Linked DNA regions of Homo sapiens: region 2 is linked to region 1. Evidence: read pairs that join two places in POLR2A ChIA-PET (ENCODE). Cell type or tissue: GM12878. All regions are shown on one strand.

Region 1 (8,000 bases):
CCTTGTTTGTAGATGATATGAACTTATATTTGGAAAAACCTAAAGACTACCACAAAACTGTCAGTAGTGATAAACAAGTTCAGTAAAGTTGCAAGATAAAAAATCAACACAAAAAATTCAGTAGCATTTCTATATGCCAAGAGTGAACAATCTGAAAAACAAATTTAAAAATTAACCCCATTTATAGTGGCCACAAATAAAATTAAATACCTAGGAATTAACTTACAGAAATAAAAGATCTCTATAATGAAAAATATAAAACATGGATGAAAGAAATTGAAGAAGACACCAAAAAAACTGAGAGATATTCCATGTTCATGGATTGAAAGAATCAATATTGTTAAAATGTCCATACTAGCCAAACCAATCTACAGATTCAATGCAATCCCTATCAAAATACCAGTGACATTCTTCACAGAGATAGGAAAAAGAATCCAAAAATTTATATGCAGCCACAAGAGACCCAGAACAGCCAAAGCTATCCTAAACAAAAAGAACAAAACTGAAGGAACCACACTACCTGGCTTCAAATTATACTACAGAGCTATAGTAACTGAAATAGCATTGTACTGGCATAAAAACAGACACATAGACCAATGGAACAGAATAGAGAACCCAGAAACAAATCCACACATGCAGAGTGACCTCATTTTCAGCAAAGGTGCCAAGAACATATACTGGGGAAAAGACAGTCTCTTCAATAAATGGTGCAGGGAAAACTGGATATCCATATGCAGAAGAATGAAACTAGACCCCTATCTCTCACCATATACAAAAATCAAATCAAGTAGATTAAAGACTTAAATCTGAAATCTCAAACTATGAAACTACTATAAGAAAACATTGGGAAAAATCTCCAGGACATTCGTCTGGGCAAAAATTTTTTGAGTAATACCCCACAATCACAACAACCAAGGCAAAAATGGACAAATGGGATCACATTGAGTTAAAAACCTTCTGCACAGCAAAGGAAACAATCAACAAAGTGAATAAACAACCCGCAGAATGGGAGAAAATATCTGCAAACTACCCATTTGACAAAGGGTTAATAATTAGAATATATAAGGAGCTCAAACAACCCTGTAGAAAAAAAATCTAATAATCCAATCAAAAAAGATTTGAACAGATATTTCTCAAAAGACATACAAGTGGCAAACAGGCATATGAAAAGATGCTCAATATCACTGATCATCAGAAAAATGCAAATCAAAACTACAATGAGACATCATCTGACCCCAGTTAAAATGGCTTACATCCAAAATACAACTAATAATGCTGGTGAGGATGTGGTGAAAAGGTAATCTTCGTACACTGTTGGTGGGAATGTAAATTAGTACAACCACTATGCAGAATAGTTTGGAGGTTCCTCAAAAAAACTAAAAATAGAGCTACCATATGATCCAGCAATCTCACTATTGGGTAAATACCCAAAAGAAAGGAAATCAGTATATCAAAGAGATATCTGCACCCCCAGGTTTGCTGCAGCCCTGTTCACAATAGCCAAAATTCGGAAGCAACCTAAGTGTTCATCAACTGATGATGGATAAAGAAAATGTGGTGCATATACACAATGCAGTACTATTCAGCCATAAAAAAGAATGAGATCCTGTTATTTGCAACAACATGGATGGAAATGGAGATAATTATATTAAGTAAGATAGACCAGGCACAGAAAGACAAAAATCACATGTTCTCACTTATTTGTGGGATCTAAAAATCAAAACAATTGAACTAATGGAGATAAAGAGTAGAAGGAGGGTTACCAGAGGCTGGGAAGGGTAATGAGGGTGGTGGGGAATGTGGATGGTTAATATGTATAAAAAAATTGAAAGAATGAATAAGATCTACTATTTGATAGCACAACAGGGTGGCTACAGTCAATAATAATCTAACTGTACATTTTTAAATAAAAGTAAAATTGGTTTGTTTGTAACACAAAGAATAAATGCTTGAGGGGATGGATACCCCATTCTCCATGATGTGATTATTACGCATTACATGCCTATATCAAACCATCTCATGTACCCCATAAGTATATACACCTACTACAAACCCACAAAAATTAAAAATTAGAAAGTTAATAAAATTCAATGTAAAAATGGTATTTGTTTTCTATACTTTTTCTTTAACACAAGTAACACCAGGAAAAAATTTGATATTTCTAGGGACCAAAGTTCATATATATATTCCAATTATTCTGCTTAATTACTAATCTATTCACCTCAATTATTTTTAACAAAAATGTATGGAGGCCTACCCAATGTAACATACTATGCTGGATGTGCAGAGGGAGATAAAAGATGACTGAGCTGAGGTCCTGTCCCCAGGAGCTCACAACACAGTAGGAAGGCCAATTCCTAAAGAAAGAATTAATACTCCGAGACACTGAGTTGTAATCAGAGAACAAGTAAGTGCTAGGGTAAAAGGAGAAAAAGGAGGATTAAATCTAGAGATTTAATCCCTAGATTAAATGTGAGACTCCTTTCTCACATGTGATTTTACCTTTAAGGTTTACTGACATTTATTAAGCAGTCAGGAGGGGAAATATTTTCATAGACTTGCACCTGGGAAAAGATCTAGGCCTATGGCACTAGGAGCAGATAGGAAGAAAAGAAAAAAAAAAAACACTTCACAATTATCATAGGAAACAGAGGAGGCTTATCTAACAGGAAGCGATCCTAGCAATTCCACTAATGATTTTCACTTAAATCTAACCCTCAGTAGTCTGTGACAAACTGCTCACTGGCACCTGAAAATTCTCCCTAATCTAATTCCCTTAGCTGGGCTAAAGTAGGCATATCTATGAAGCTGTTTCATGCCGCCCATAAGAGCCAAATCATTTCACATCAGTTGGAAAGATGGGTATCTTACAATGGAAAAACAGAGAGAGAGAAAATGCTTTCATCATTCCACTTAGGCAGTAAGATGCCAGCCAGCTGAGAGCCACTGTCAACGAGACCCTCCAATAGAGGACAAAAGATTCAAGAACTGTGTACTATACAATGGGCAATTCCAATAGGCTTGGGCAGCCTTATAGACAATACTATAGCAGAAACTGCTTCACACATGTGGCTGAAACTGAGGCATTAAAGAGGTGAGAAAGCAACACTGTGCTTCACAGCATCAACAGATACAGGACTAATAAAAGGTTCCTTCCCCCAAGCCCTGAGGTAAAACCTCAGGCTGTTTATTATGGCTCCAAAGGTCAAAATTAATAGCATGAAGTGAGTCTTCTTCTTACTCTTTGAAACTCCTTGTCAAGTGGCACAGCCAGCTGGGCACACAACTCTGATATGCAGATCATAACGTTTGTGAACAGATAAAATGAATTACAAATGAGCTCAGCCTATCCTATTTCAACTCTCTAATGGGCAGGAAGGTCTCTCTCTCTTTTTTTTTAACCCCAACTCTGTCCAAATGCCTCCTCTTATAGACCATTTGAGGTCATTTAAGCACCTCAAGAATCAGTATTACATCTAATTAGCAAATGACTCTGGAAGCCAACTCAAAGTTTTTAAAATTGCAATTATCCTAAGGATGGGGTAGGGCAGTAACTACATAACAAAAATAATATTGGTTACCAGGATGCTCAATATTTACATATATTATTTCATTTTGGTCCCCATTCAACCAATTTAAAAAGTATTGATATTTCCATTTTAAAGATGTAGAAATTGAGGTATGGGAAGATTAAGTCATTTGCCTGGGTAAAGCCCGGATTCTCGCCCAGGTCTGCCTGACACTAATATCTACACTCTTAATCTCCTACCACCTATGCCAATGGACTATGAAGAAAGTAGAAGCTATGAAACTTTTCATCCATTCATTAAGAAACACGTATAACATTTGCATACCAGGCTGATATCTGCCATCCTTACCACAACTAAAAATAAGATTTCTCAAAGAAAAAACAGTTTATTTACAAAGGAAGCTGACCTATATGAAAAGAAGATATCAGTGCTTTGCTATTTCAGAGCTTAAAGAAAGAATAAATTAAAATGGTAATGCTTGACCAAATTATCTTCCAAAATAAAGGAAAGGTCACTAAAAGTTGACCTTTCCTTTGAGTTGGAGAAAACTAAAACACTGCCATGAAAAGTTTTTGCACTCAAAAACTGCAACTGGTGATTGATGAATCACATAGATGCAACTGACCTGTATGTAGCAATTGATAAATCCTAGCTATCATTTTCTTTGGTAATAATAGTAAGAAAAACTATCCTTCACAATCAACAAATCTCTCATTTTGGGAAAAACTGCTTGCAGCACTAGTCTTCTTATTACAAGTTTGTGACTGTGCCCTTAACAATACCACTGCCTCTACCAGAACGCCAATCACACCATCTGCTGTTTGGGCAGCAGCAATTCTTAACACCAATACCAGGTATCACACCTTTAACAGCAAATCCCAATACTAGCAACCAAAACAACCAAACCAAAACACTTGGTTTATGGATTTCATCTACACACCCAGCCAACAATCCAACTATCCATATATCCACCTGACAAAACTCTGCCCCTGATCCATTTATTAAGAACTATGTGCTGGGCACCGTGCAGATACTAACACTCTTCTCTACCTGCAGTAGGTTCTCCAAAGCTAAGAGAAGTCCAGAGGTCTACCTCCCGTAAGGAATGGTGCATACCATACCAAAGTACAGAGTTTGCACCAATTATGAAAGGGGAGACCCTATTAAGCAAATTACAAAGCACCAGTCACAAAACCATATGCATTTAGGACAACAGTTCTTAACCCTGGCTGGCATATTAATCACCTAGGGAGCTTTAAAATAATGCCAATGTCTAGGCCTTATCCCAGACCAATTAAATCAGAATCTCTGGAAGTGGGGCCCAGCACGGATATATTTTCTTAAAGCTTCTTAGGTGATTCCAACTTGCAGCCAGGGTTGAAAACCACCAAGTTAACTATTTCCAGAGTGCTATTCCTGAAATCCACAAATCTATTAGATGGTACAAAGACCACAAAACTCTCCCTCCCATCCACTGCACCTGTCATCTGGGCTGTATTATAACGCTACATCAATAAAATGTTATTTTAATATTATGGTCCAATTATTTATTTGTTTATAGCAATGAAATATTAAACAAGAGAGGATTTTAGGTCATGCACCATCCTCCCAATGCCCCCCGCCCCCACCTATTCTGAGAACCAGAAGGGCATATGGTTCTAGCAGGGAGGAAACTGTTGAAAAGCCCTTGCTCTTGCTTAGGAGAATGGAATTGGCAGTGTCCAGGCAAGAAGCAGCCTCAGCTCAGTAACCTGACAGGAGGGAACCTTCATAGTTCAGGCATGATTATCAAACTCTTTGTGCTCTTAAAGGAGAGTAATTATAGGCATGTGAAAAAAGGGAAGCACTCCCTGAGGAACTCTTCCTCACATGCTTCCCAAGAGGCAGTAGGGCCATTAAAAATTCCATGATGAAGAGGAAAAACAGCCTGGGAACAGCCAGGAGGCAATACAGCAAATTAATACACCAGCCCTCCTCGGGGAAAGCTGTGATAAAACAGGAAACACTTCTCTCTTTGCAAAATAAAATTATACCACTAATGATAACATTGTCGCCACACACACACACACACACACACACACACACACACACACACACCATGCTAATGATGCATGTGAAATTTCCAATGCTGCCCAGGTGCTTTGAAAGAAATGTTTCCCTACTACAAATAAAATGGGACAAGAAAAAGACACAATTTCCACTGGAAACAGTTTTTAGTATAGTCATTCACCTGCCTCTTCCCTGCCACTACTCCTTCACACTCCTCCTTGGTGCCAGGCTTTTGCTAAATGATCCACTCTTTGCAAAGCCTACTGCCCAGTTCTGAATCCAATCTCATCAGTCTGCCACACTGGAGCTAGACGGTTCCATCTTCACTAACCCCTTGCTGGGGAGGAACGATTACAAAGGAGTGACCAGTTGCCCTGAGAGCTCAGTATGTCATCATTCACATTTTCTAAAAATTGCATAGAAGTCACTTGCGCTGATCATTTCCCATGAAGCAGTGGTTGCCAAGCTTTATTGAGGTGCACCCTCATGAGTAAAAAATCTGAAAAAAAATTATGTATGTAGTACATATACATAAAATATAAATACGTGCTACTAGACACATATGTATAATTTAAAACAAAAAAAATTTTGCTATAATTTTTTTGCTATAAATAAATGTAAGTTTAAAAATTTTCTTTCCCTTTCCCAAAGAACCTTCATGTATGCAACCCACTTGGTATCTACTGCCCTGGGTATGACGTCTAGAAGTAAGGACAAAGACGATGCATGATTGTCCACATTCTCTTTCCTTTGCTTTCAGCAATGGTCTAAAACAATAAGCAATATTACCCTAGAGCTGAGCATACCAGAAGCATAGTAGAGACTTCCTCAGGTTTCCAAGTTCAGCCACAAACACTGCCAGGCAAAAGAGTGAAGACAGTGGTATGGATAATGAGATACACAAAGAAACAAGAAGCTGATGCCTAGTCCAGCCACAGGATAAGGCTTTTAAAGGAAACAGGAAACCTGACAAAAGTACGAATACTGATCTCAGCACAGCACAGCTCTAGGTAGCAGAGGTAAAGAGAGGAGGGAAAGTAATCCACTTTCAGCATTCTGACATGATATCATGCTACTCAAATCATTTTCCCAAACAGTATACACAGACATTATTTTATTTGGTATTAAGACAAAAAGCTAAAGGACTGTTTTCCTATGGATTAAAATCCTGTTGTCTTCTATGACAGCTTGAGCACAACCACCTCTAAAAAGATCTCCCTGAGCCTTGACATTAGGGGCCCCTCCTCTGTGCTTTTTCAAACCTTTATTGTAGTTGTCAACTTCCATACCTGACTTTCCCATGAGAATGTAAGCTCCTTGAGGGCAGTATCTAAACAAAGAGCTGGCTCATAGTAGGGTTCCAGCAAACGCTGAATGAATTAATGATGAATAAACATCATGCTACTGAAGGAAAGGCCTTACTACTAATAGTTTATATCATTCCACAATTTTCCACATTCTTTTCTTTTTTTTTTTTTTTTTTTTTGAGACAGGGTCTCACTCTGTCATCCAGGCTAGAGTGCAGTGGCATCATCACAGCTCACTACAACCTTGACCTCCTGAGCTCAAGTGATCCTCCCACCTCAGCCTCCCAAGTAGCTGAGACTACAGGTGTACATCACCAGACACAAATGATTTAAAAAAAAAAAATTTTGTAGAAACAAGGTCTCACTCTGGTTCAACATTCTTTTTTTTTTTTTTTTTTTTTCTTTTCTGAGACGGGGTCTCGCTCTGTCCCCCAGGCTGGAGTGCAGTGGCGCGATCTCAGCTCACTGCAAGCTCCGCCTCCCGGGTTCACGCCATTCTCCTGCCTCAGGCTCCTGAGCAGCTGGGACTACAGGCACCCGCCAGCACACCTGGCTAATTTTTTGTATTTTTAGTAGAGACAGGTTTTCACCGTGTTAGCCAGGATGGTCTCGATCTCCTGACCTCATGATCCGCCCACCTCGGCCTCCCAAAGTGCTGGGATTACAGGCGTGAGCCACCGCGCCCGGCAGTTCAACATTCTTAATAACACCATTTGTGATGGTCTCTCTTTTCAAAAGACATTCCATACAGAAATACCACTTCTTCAGTAGAAAGACCTGGCAGTAGGTTATGGTGCAAAATTTATTATTATAGCCCATAGTAGAAGTTCTAACTGTATCCATGAAAGTAACTTCTTTGTGCAGCCTGAACCTCAAAAGCTATGAACATAACCATTTAAGAACTTATTAGGAATAAAAAAGAGTCATCAGAACCTTGGAAAGAAATTCTTTGTGCCACCAGAAACAGTACAACTTCTAGGGTCCAGCCTATTAGCTACTCTTTTCTGCATAACAGCCCTGTAGGGGGTGCTACAATTAAAACCATATTTACTTCCCATGTCACCTAAAAGAATTTATATTTGTAAGGAGTCACTCGTTTGACTAATATATGTTA
Region 2 (8,000 bases), 320 kb before region 1:
CAAGGGAAGTGGAAGAGACTCTTCAGTACCCAAGTGAAAGCCCTGGTGCCTTGTGGCTTGGTCCTGGTTTGTGACAGCTGACAATGGGATCTTTGCATAGGTGGGTGGGACATTTGGGCTGATAAGGGAGAGATGTCTGTAGAAGTGAGATCAATGGCCTGGAAAAAGTAAGTAGGAGAAAAGGTCTCAAAAGTCTCTTAGTTCTTCTCCCCCACCATTCTGCAGAGAAGGCTTCACTTCTGACCATCAGATGCTGGACTTCAAATGGCCAACCCCAGGAGCCTCTGCCCATCCCAGGCAAGGGGAGGAAGTAATGAGAGAAAACCCAGAGGTAGACCAGAAGTGTAGGGACAGACAATCAGGGACTGGGGCCACTTGGGGAGAGGAAGAAGAGGATGTGGAGTCACCTTTGTTCTTAGCACACTTCAACGGGGGCCTCTTAGGTCTGCCAAGAAGGGTCTCCACCTCTTTGAGACCTGAAGCCACAGGTGCTGCCTGGCTTCACAAAACAAAAAGTTGACATAGACAGGAACCAGGCTGGGGCAGACCGCAGGACCAGAGCAATCTCTCCTTGGACCTGAAGGCTGAGTCTGAACAGAAACTGTCCATGCAGAGCATGGGATGTTTGCCCCTGATAGAAGTGTCAGAGTAGAGTGAGGCCAGATGGGGTGCAGATGGCACTGGGGGGAAGAGCTTGGTTGGACCTGAGGGCTGAGTCTGAACAGAAGCTGCTCATGCAGTGTGTAGGATGTTTGCCTCTGATAGAAGTGTCAGGGTAGAGTGACGCCAGGTGGGGTGCAGAAGGCACTGGGGGGAAGAACTTGGTAACAGGAGTTGACGCCCCCACACTGTTTCCTGGAACTCTGGGTGGAACACAGGGGCCCTTCTAGAAGAATGGCTTCCAGTTTTTCCTTGATAATGCCCAGAGTACATCTAAATCAGGGTTTCTCAACTTCAGCACCACTGACATCTGGGGTGAGATAATTCTTTCAGTGGGGGGCTGTCCTGTGCCCTGTAGGATGTCTGGCAGCATCCCTGGCCTCCACCCCTGTAGCTATGCTCAGTGTGACAACAAAAGATGTCTCCAGACATTGCAAAATGTCCCCTGGGGGGAAAATTGCCCCCATTTGTGGACTCCTGGCCTAAATCTAGTCAAGCAGTTGTGTACTTGCCAGTCCAGCGAGCTTTTCAGCACCCCATACTGTTTTTGAAAAATCAAGGGTGAAGTTATAGTTCTGATTCTTCCAGCAAGGGTCTTTTCCCCAGAAGCTCCCTTTTGGGTTATTTTGCTCAGCTGACAAATAATGACATAAAAGGTGATCGCTAAGCTCCTTCTACTCCACAAATCTATGTTCACCGGATTAATTTACTTTATTGCCTGTGAGGACAGGTAGAGAACAATGGAGGGGTTGGCTGGGTGTGAGAAGGAATTCTCAGCTGGGAAAGACCACCAGTGCTACATCTGCTATTGGGGGAAGCACATTTCCTGTTTCCTGTTTAGCTGGTCCTATGGTCTAAGGCCTTTTTGGCGATACGTCTCCCCTGGACCTGTGACAGCATCTCACCCTTAACACGACTGATTCTCCCACCCAGTCCCCAAGCTTGCCCTCCCTCAGTCTTTCCCATCTCAGTGGATAACAACCTTACTCCTTCCAGTTTCTGCGGCCGAAATCTTTGGAATTACCCACATCTCCTTTCTTTCTCTCACATTCCACATTCAATTTATCAGCAAATCTGGTGGCTTCAAAGTAGATCTAGAACCTAAGCATTTCTTTTATTTTTATTTTTATTTATTTTTTTGAGACAGTCTTGCCGCGTCACCCAGGGTGGAGTGCGGTGATGCGATCTCGGCTCACTGCAACCTCCGCTTCCCAGCTCAAGCTATCCTCCATCTTCAGACTCTCGAGCTGCTGGGACCACAGGTGCAAGCCATCATGCCAGCTCATTTTTGTGTTTTTTTGTAGAGACAGGGTTTCACCATGTTGCTTAGGTCTCCAACTCCTGAGCTCAAAGTGACCCACTCACCTTGACATCCCAAGGTGCTAGGATTACAGGCATGAGCCACTGTGGCCAGCCCCCAGTGCGTCTTAACACCTGCTCTGAAACATCCCTGCTCCAAGCCACAGTCACCTCACCAGTGGTCTTCTAGCTGTTCTTCCTGCTTCCACCCTGTCCTCTTGGAGCGTGTTATTAACACAGCAGCCAAAAGAGGAGAGGGACAACCAAAGCCCCCATGACAAGTTTGGGGCAAAACTAAGATGGGGTGGGCACAAAGGTGGGGCCAGCCAGGTGCCTCTGGTGGCCCAGGAAGACTTGAGGATGACACACCTGTCCCATGTACTTCCACCCCGGCCCCATTCTCAAGACCACTATTTAAATACATGACCCGGATAAAACCCCAATGCCACGTTCGATGCCCAGCCAGACACTTTCAAAGAAACAACAGCCCAGCAAACCACAAAACAACTGAAAGTCCTATTAAAATGTGTGATCGTGTCACCCCTGTATTCAGACGCTTCCACTGGTTCCTCATGTAATCTCTTAGCCTGAGAGCCACACTTACTATGGCCTTGTGCCCCTTGTTCCCCAGGGCCTCCCCCATTCCATTTCGCCCACACTCCTTTCCTTGAAGCTTGCTGAATATGCCAAGCATAGTCTTACCCCAGGGCCTTTGCCCTGGCTGCTCTCTCTGCATGAAGAGCTTTCCCTCCATACACCCACAGAATCCTCACTTTCTTTAACTTTTATTGTTGAACGTAACATCCTCATTGAGACTGCTCTGACCACTCCCTTAAAACTTGTAGCCTCCTACCCATTTCTGATCACCCATACCTTGCTTCCCCCCAACTCACTTACACTATATACATTCTAACAAACTATATAATTTGGTTATTTGCTGTGCTTATTTTCTCTCTCTTCCTCCCAGTAGACTGTCTGCTCCATGAAGAATGAAGATGGATTTTGTTTGTTCTTGTTTCTCTTTTTTTTGAGGTGGAGTCTCACTCTGTCGCCCAGGCTGGAGTGCAGTGGTTTGATCTCAGCTCACTGCAACCTCCGCCTTCTGGGTTCAAGCGATTCTCCTGCCTGAGCCTCCCGAGTAGCTGGGCCTACAGATGCGTGCCACCATGCCTGGCTAATTTTTGTATTTTTAGTAGAGACGGGTTTTCACCATATTGGCCAGGTTGGTCTTAAACTCTTGACCTCGTGATCCACCCGCCTAGGCCTCCCAAAGTGCTGGGATTACAGGTGTGAGCCACCGTGCTCGGCCTTGTTTGTTCTCTTTATGGAGATAGTCTCCATGCCCAGGATAGGGCCTGGAATGGGTAGATCCTCAGCAAATATTTGTTGAATGAATGAATATTAGTTGAATTTTTCCCCTTTCTTTGAAGCTTCACTTTTTTGCTAACAAAAAAAAAAAAAAAAAAAGAGAGAGACTAGAGAATGAATGGAGATGGAGGTATGGATGAGGGTTAGGTCTTTGAAAATATGAGCTATTAGTTGGTCTGATCACAATTACATGTATAAATGGAAAAGGTAGCACAGAATATCCTAATATACAGATAATCAAATAAAGATTTTCATTTTGACTGCATTACGTGATATTATGGTTGACTTTCTTTCCTAATTACTTTTTTCTTAAGATAGCAACATAAATAGCAGCCGTGTGTGCATTCTTTTAAGGTGAATTACCTAAAAAGAATCTACAAATTGAGTACTTTCATTCCCACAAGTACATAATGCATATCATGCATGAAGGTGTTAAATGCAAAGATAACCATGTGGTTCTTATCTTCCAAGAGCTGCAGGAGACTCACAAACCTCTCACTGAAAGTTGACCAGACCCTGAGCTGTTCACGTATGTGGGTTCTGTGGGCATTATGGTTGGCTGTCTTCTAGACTTCTAGACTTCCAACCTACTCCTTTCCCACAGTGTGGCAGCTAGGCCATTGAGTGGAACTGATTCTACCCCAGGCTGGTCATGGGGATTCACTAAGGGATAGATACAAAACCCGGTGGAGTTCAGAAAGAAGTTCAGACATTTTCCATGGTTGCAGAAAGAGATTTTCTCTCTCCCACAAGGTGTGAAACAAAAAACTGGCAGCCTTCTTGCTACCAGGAAAGAGGCCAGCATAAGGATGAAACAAACACGCAGAAGAACTGGGGGAATCGGAAAAGCTGAACCATAACCCTATTGACTTTGTAAACCCCTGGATCAAACCCTGCCTGATGCCTACCCCACTTCCGGACTCACATATAAATCCAGTAAGCCAGTATAAGCTAAGGTAACTTTTACTTGAAACAAAAGGCATCTTGAAATGTCTTCTTTGATCTCTTTCAGGCCCTCCCCTCTGCTTCTCACTGGTCCTGAGTGTGTCCTGGAATAACATGTGGGCTGTGCTATCCGGTGTTGTGTGTGTCACAGATGCAATTCAAAATCCTAAGGTAATGAATTGGTTTTCATTCACATATATCTGATATCTCATTTCTCTGGCATTAATGAAAGTAATCGATTGCCTTACCATTAATATTAAAAGCATAAAAGCAACAGGGAGCTTCTCAGACCTGCAGCATACTTCTCCAGTTGCATTCCTGAGCTTTGCTGGTGAACATGTTTTAAAATGACACCATGGGACTTCCCAGGGAACACTAAGGCTGGGTTGCCTCTCCCAACGGCCTCTCCTAGCCTCAGCCTGAAACCCAAGGGCAGTGCTGTCTGGGGGACAGTCAGCCCAGAAAGACAATGTGTGAAGAAACTCAATAGTTCCTTTCCTTATTTATTAGATTCCAGATACATGGGACCAGGATGGAAGCATCCTAGGGCATTTGATTTACATGGGGGTTTCTGGGAGAACATATACAGAGGCAGAAAGACATACAAGTAGGTGATGCTGCAATGGGGAACTGCCATTTTAAAAAATATATACATCTTAAGAAGCCATTCCAGCCATATTATCATTATTAGAAAATAAAACAATCTTTCCACATAGTGCTTTTCTTTGGTGCTGTTCCGTGAGCATGGACTCTGGACCCTTCAGTCTTCTTGTCACAAGCTGGTCACCCTCCCCTGCCACTTCCATCTGCACAGAGGGAGGGCAGAGTCTATGGGGAAAGGAGGCCCCCCCCACCGACACAGGTGGGTGCAGGTTCCAGCTCCTCTAAGGCGCTGCCATGGCCTCCCGACTCTGCTGGAGTCTTGAGAGCCTCTTACTTGGTTCTTAAAGTGTGGCCCGAGGAAGTTCCCTATATGCAAAGATTGGTTTTCACACATGACGAGTTCACAAAGTGACAAAGCCAGTCTGGAAACTTTAGAACGTATAAGGACAAGGGGACCAAACAAAACCCAGCCATACCACCTTCTCCATGGTTGGATTTTCATGTTTTATTTCTTGGTTCATTTCAAATGACCTGTATCATGAGAGTACAGCTGAGACAGGCTGTTTCCTCTTTACAGATTTTCCAGAAATGGCAGGTTTAGGGTAAACTTGAGATCTGTTCCACTGGGGGAAGGTTCCCCTAAACTCTCCTCACTTCACCACCTTCCACTAAGTCAGTCCTCTCCCTTCCCCGGAGAGGGTCCTCATCTGGCCAGGATTCCAGCTAAGAAGTTGGCCCCTGAACTTCTTTTCTGAGTGTCCAATGGACCCCTTCAGTACCAGGAACTTTCCCATTGGATGGAGTTCCATTGTTACTGACACATTTCCTGTTGTGATCTGAGTTTTAAGTATAAAAGCAGCTTCCACCTCATGGACACCAACCATCAGGACTTCCGCCCCACTCTGCTAGAGGGGCTCTGAAGTGAGGTCACTCGCAGCAACACTAGATCCAGTGAGGTGCAGCTGCCTGGTGTGCAGAACACCCACTTGCTCCAAGCCAGATGTTACATGGTGAGCCAGAGATGCTTTCCCTAGAAAAGACAGACAGCAGATGCCAGCTGGGCATGATGCCCTGCCGCCTGGGTCCTCCAGCTTGAGCAGGAAGTGACAGAGCAGGGTGCTACCTCGGCCCCGCTGCAAGGACACAGCACAGTGAGAGACTGAGGGAGTCCCAAAGCACACACCCCAAGGTCTCTACTGTGAAGGTTTCTCCGGAGCAGAACCTCAGGGCAGAGCCTCTAAACACTGTGCTAGACTTGGTTTGTAGCTGGTGTTCCTTGATGCCAAGAAGGGGCCTTTGCCCCAAATGTGTGCCTCCACCCAAATGAGGGAAGATGGGCTGCATGGAGGGCTAGGGCCGCAGCATCCTGGGTAACGGCTCCAGTGCCTACTCATCAAGTGACTCAGACCCGATTCCCCACAGGCAAGGGGAGCCGGAGGGACACATCACTGGTCTGGGAGGGCTCTTGAAATCCTTAACATTTTCTGTGTGGGACACCATCAGAGAGCTGCTCTGCAGTTTGTGGATTTCAGCCAGCCCTCCCTCCTGTCTGGGATGACCTCAGCACGTCCCAGCCCAGAAGCCCAGGCCGGGAGGTTCCTGGGGTAGAGCCAAGGAGGTGGGACCAGGGCTTCTATGGAAAAGCTGCAGAAAGTTACCTGGCCTCCTGGTGTCCTAGTGCTGGGTGAGATCTGCCTGCCTCTCTCATTGAGGGGGGTTGGACTAGAAGGGCGTGGATTGGGGATCCCCGGGGAGTTGCTCTGATCCCTGCTTGTGAAGGCAGCTGATTGGAAGGGGCATTTTCCATCATGGCTTGACATTCTTTCATCCTTGGGAGATCCTCTAAGCTGCTCTTGGCCAACCTGTGAGCACAAATGGGTGTTCAGGGCTGCCCCTTGAGTTAGTGAAAACTTTCACGGCCATCCACAGAAATAGAGTGACCCACTGTCCCCGTGTGCCTGGGGTAGAGGAGTTTCCTGGGATAAAGAAACGTCCTGGACAAACCAAGACGGTTGGTTACCTGGCACAGCCAGGGGGACTGCAGGGGTCCTGCCAGAGAGCTGGCGTGCTCGCGGTGCCCAGGGGAGCTACACCAAACCTCTGGTAGCCCAAGTGTGGTAGGAGGGCACCCCTCCTGTGGCACTGGTACACTAGCCCTGTGGCATGATGCTGAGTGCAGGGAAGGGAAGCCAGGAAGGATGAGGCAGGCCACCCCGCTGAGTTCCCTCCCTTTGGGGCTCCCCTGCCTACTTATCTCAGCTGCTCGGCCTTTCTGTGCTTGGCAAAGATGAGTCTGGGCCTCTGTCCATCCTGTCCTGATCCTCCCCCCGGGGTGCTCTTGGATGGAGCCAGGCTCCTGAGCTTCTCACAGGCTCACTTGGCCTGGACCTGCCCTTCAGGGAGAGGGGGAAGGCAGGAAGAGGGAGAGGGTTCTTGGGAGGATGGTGTGGTCCCCGCTCTTCTCTGTGCCAGCGCGTTCCTGTCTACAGCCCCTGGAGTCGCTGTGGCTGGCTGAACCCACTGGGTGAGTGAGCTCTGAGGTAGGGTCAGGAAGTAGCGGGGGACTCCCGGGGGGAGGAGAAGAGGAGGAGGACAGGTGGACACCGGCGCGGTGGGTGACAGGCAGGGGGGTAGGCCCCGAGGGGTGGGGTGCCCAGGAAGCACTTGAGCTCTAGCCGCTGCTCTCCTGTGGGTACCCCCTGGCTGAAAGCTGAGTGGAAACTGTGGAAGGTATGGGGCCTCTTGACCGGCCCCAGAGGATCTCAGAGCAGGTAGGACCTCTGGAAGAAAGATACTGTTGTCCCTTGCGTACCTGCCCTCTGCGGAAGGAAAACCTCCAGGTGGTATCCAGCCTGAGCAGTGCCCACCCAGGCCACAGATGGGGGAGGGGGCAAGGGAGTTAGGAAATGCACATGCTGCCTCTTGGTGGCTCGGTGGAGGGGAGAGGGCACTTGCTCCAGTGGCCTCCACTCCTGAAGGGAGTCAGCCCTGGCCCAGGCCTCCGCACCGTCCATGGAGAAGGAAAGACATACCAAAGAAAAAGCCAGTTACAGTCGAGCCCCACACCCCTGCCCCCCCATCCCCGTCCCCCACCCCACTGCACCCGGGAGTCTGCACACAGCCAG

Evidence for each region. ChIA-PET counts read pairs that join two places held together with the same protein. Peaks named below come from ENCODE experiments on the same cell type or tissue, not always from the same donor. Only the 100,000 strongest peaks of a DNase experiment are listed, where the experiment ranks them.
Region 2: POLR2A ChIA-PET joins it to region 1 with 5 read pairs; 1 of 35 experiments calls an interaction of 5 or more read pairs at or near these places.

The regions. Positions count from the first base shown.
Region 1 is chr14:76,181,651-76,189,650 of GRCh38, reverse strand. All of the region lies in intron 8 of GPATCH2L (G-patch domain containing 2 like), which reads right to left. Among named protein-coding and RNA genes, the nearest start is that of GPATCH2L, 34 kb to the right of the region's middle. In GM12878, CTCF peaks have their summits at 3,301, 4,346 and 7,900 (motif pointing right); a DNase peak (open chromatin) is centred at 3,120; H3K27ac peaks cover 1,910 bases.
Region 2 is chr14:76,498,600-76,506,599 of GRCh38, reverse strand. ESRRB (estrogen related receptor beta) reads right to left here. Exons shown (of 7, transcript NM_001379180.1): 7 at 4,763-8,000. Among named protein-coding and RNA genes, the nearest start is that of ESRRB, 130 kb to the right of the region's middle. RefSeq lists an enhancer at 6,081-6,620. In GM12878, no CTCF peak of the experiment used is centred here; a DNase peak (open chromatin) is centred at 3,819; H3K27me3 peaks cover 192 bases.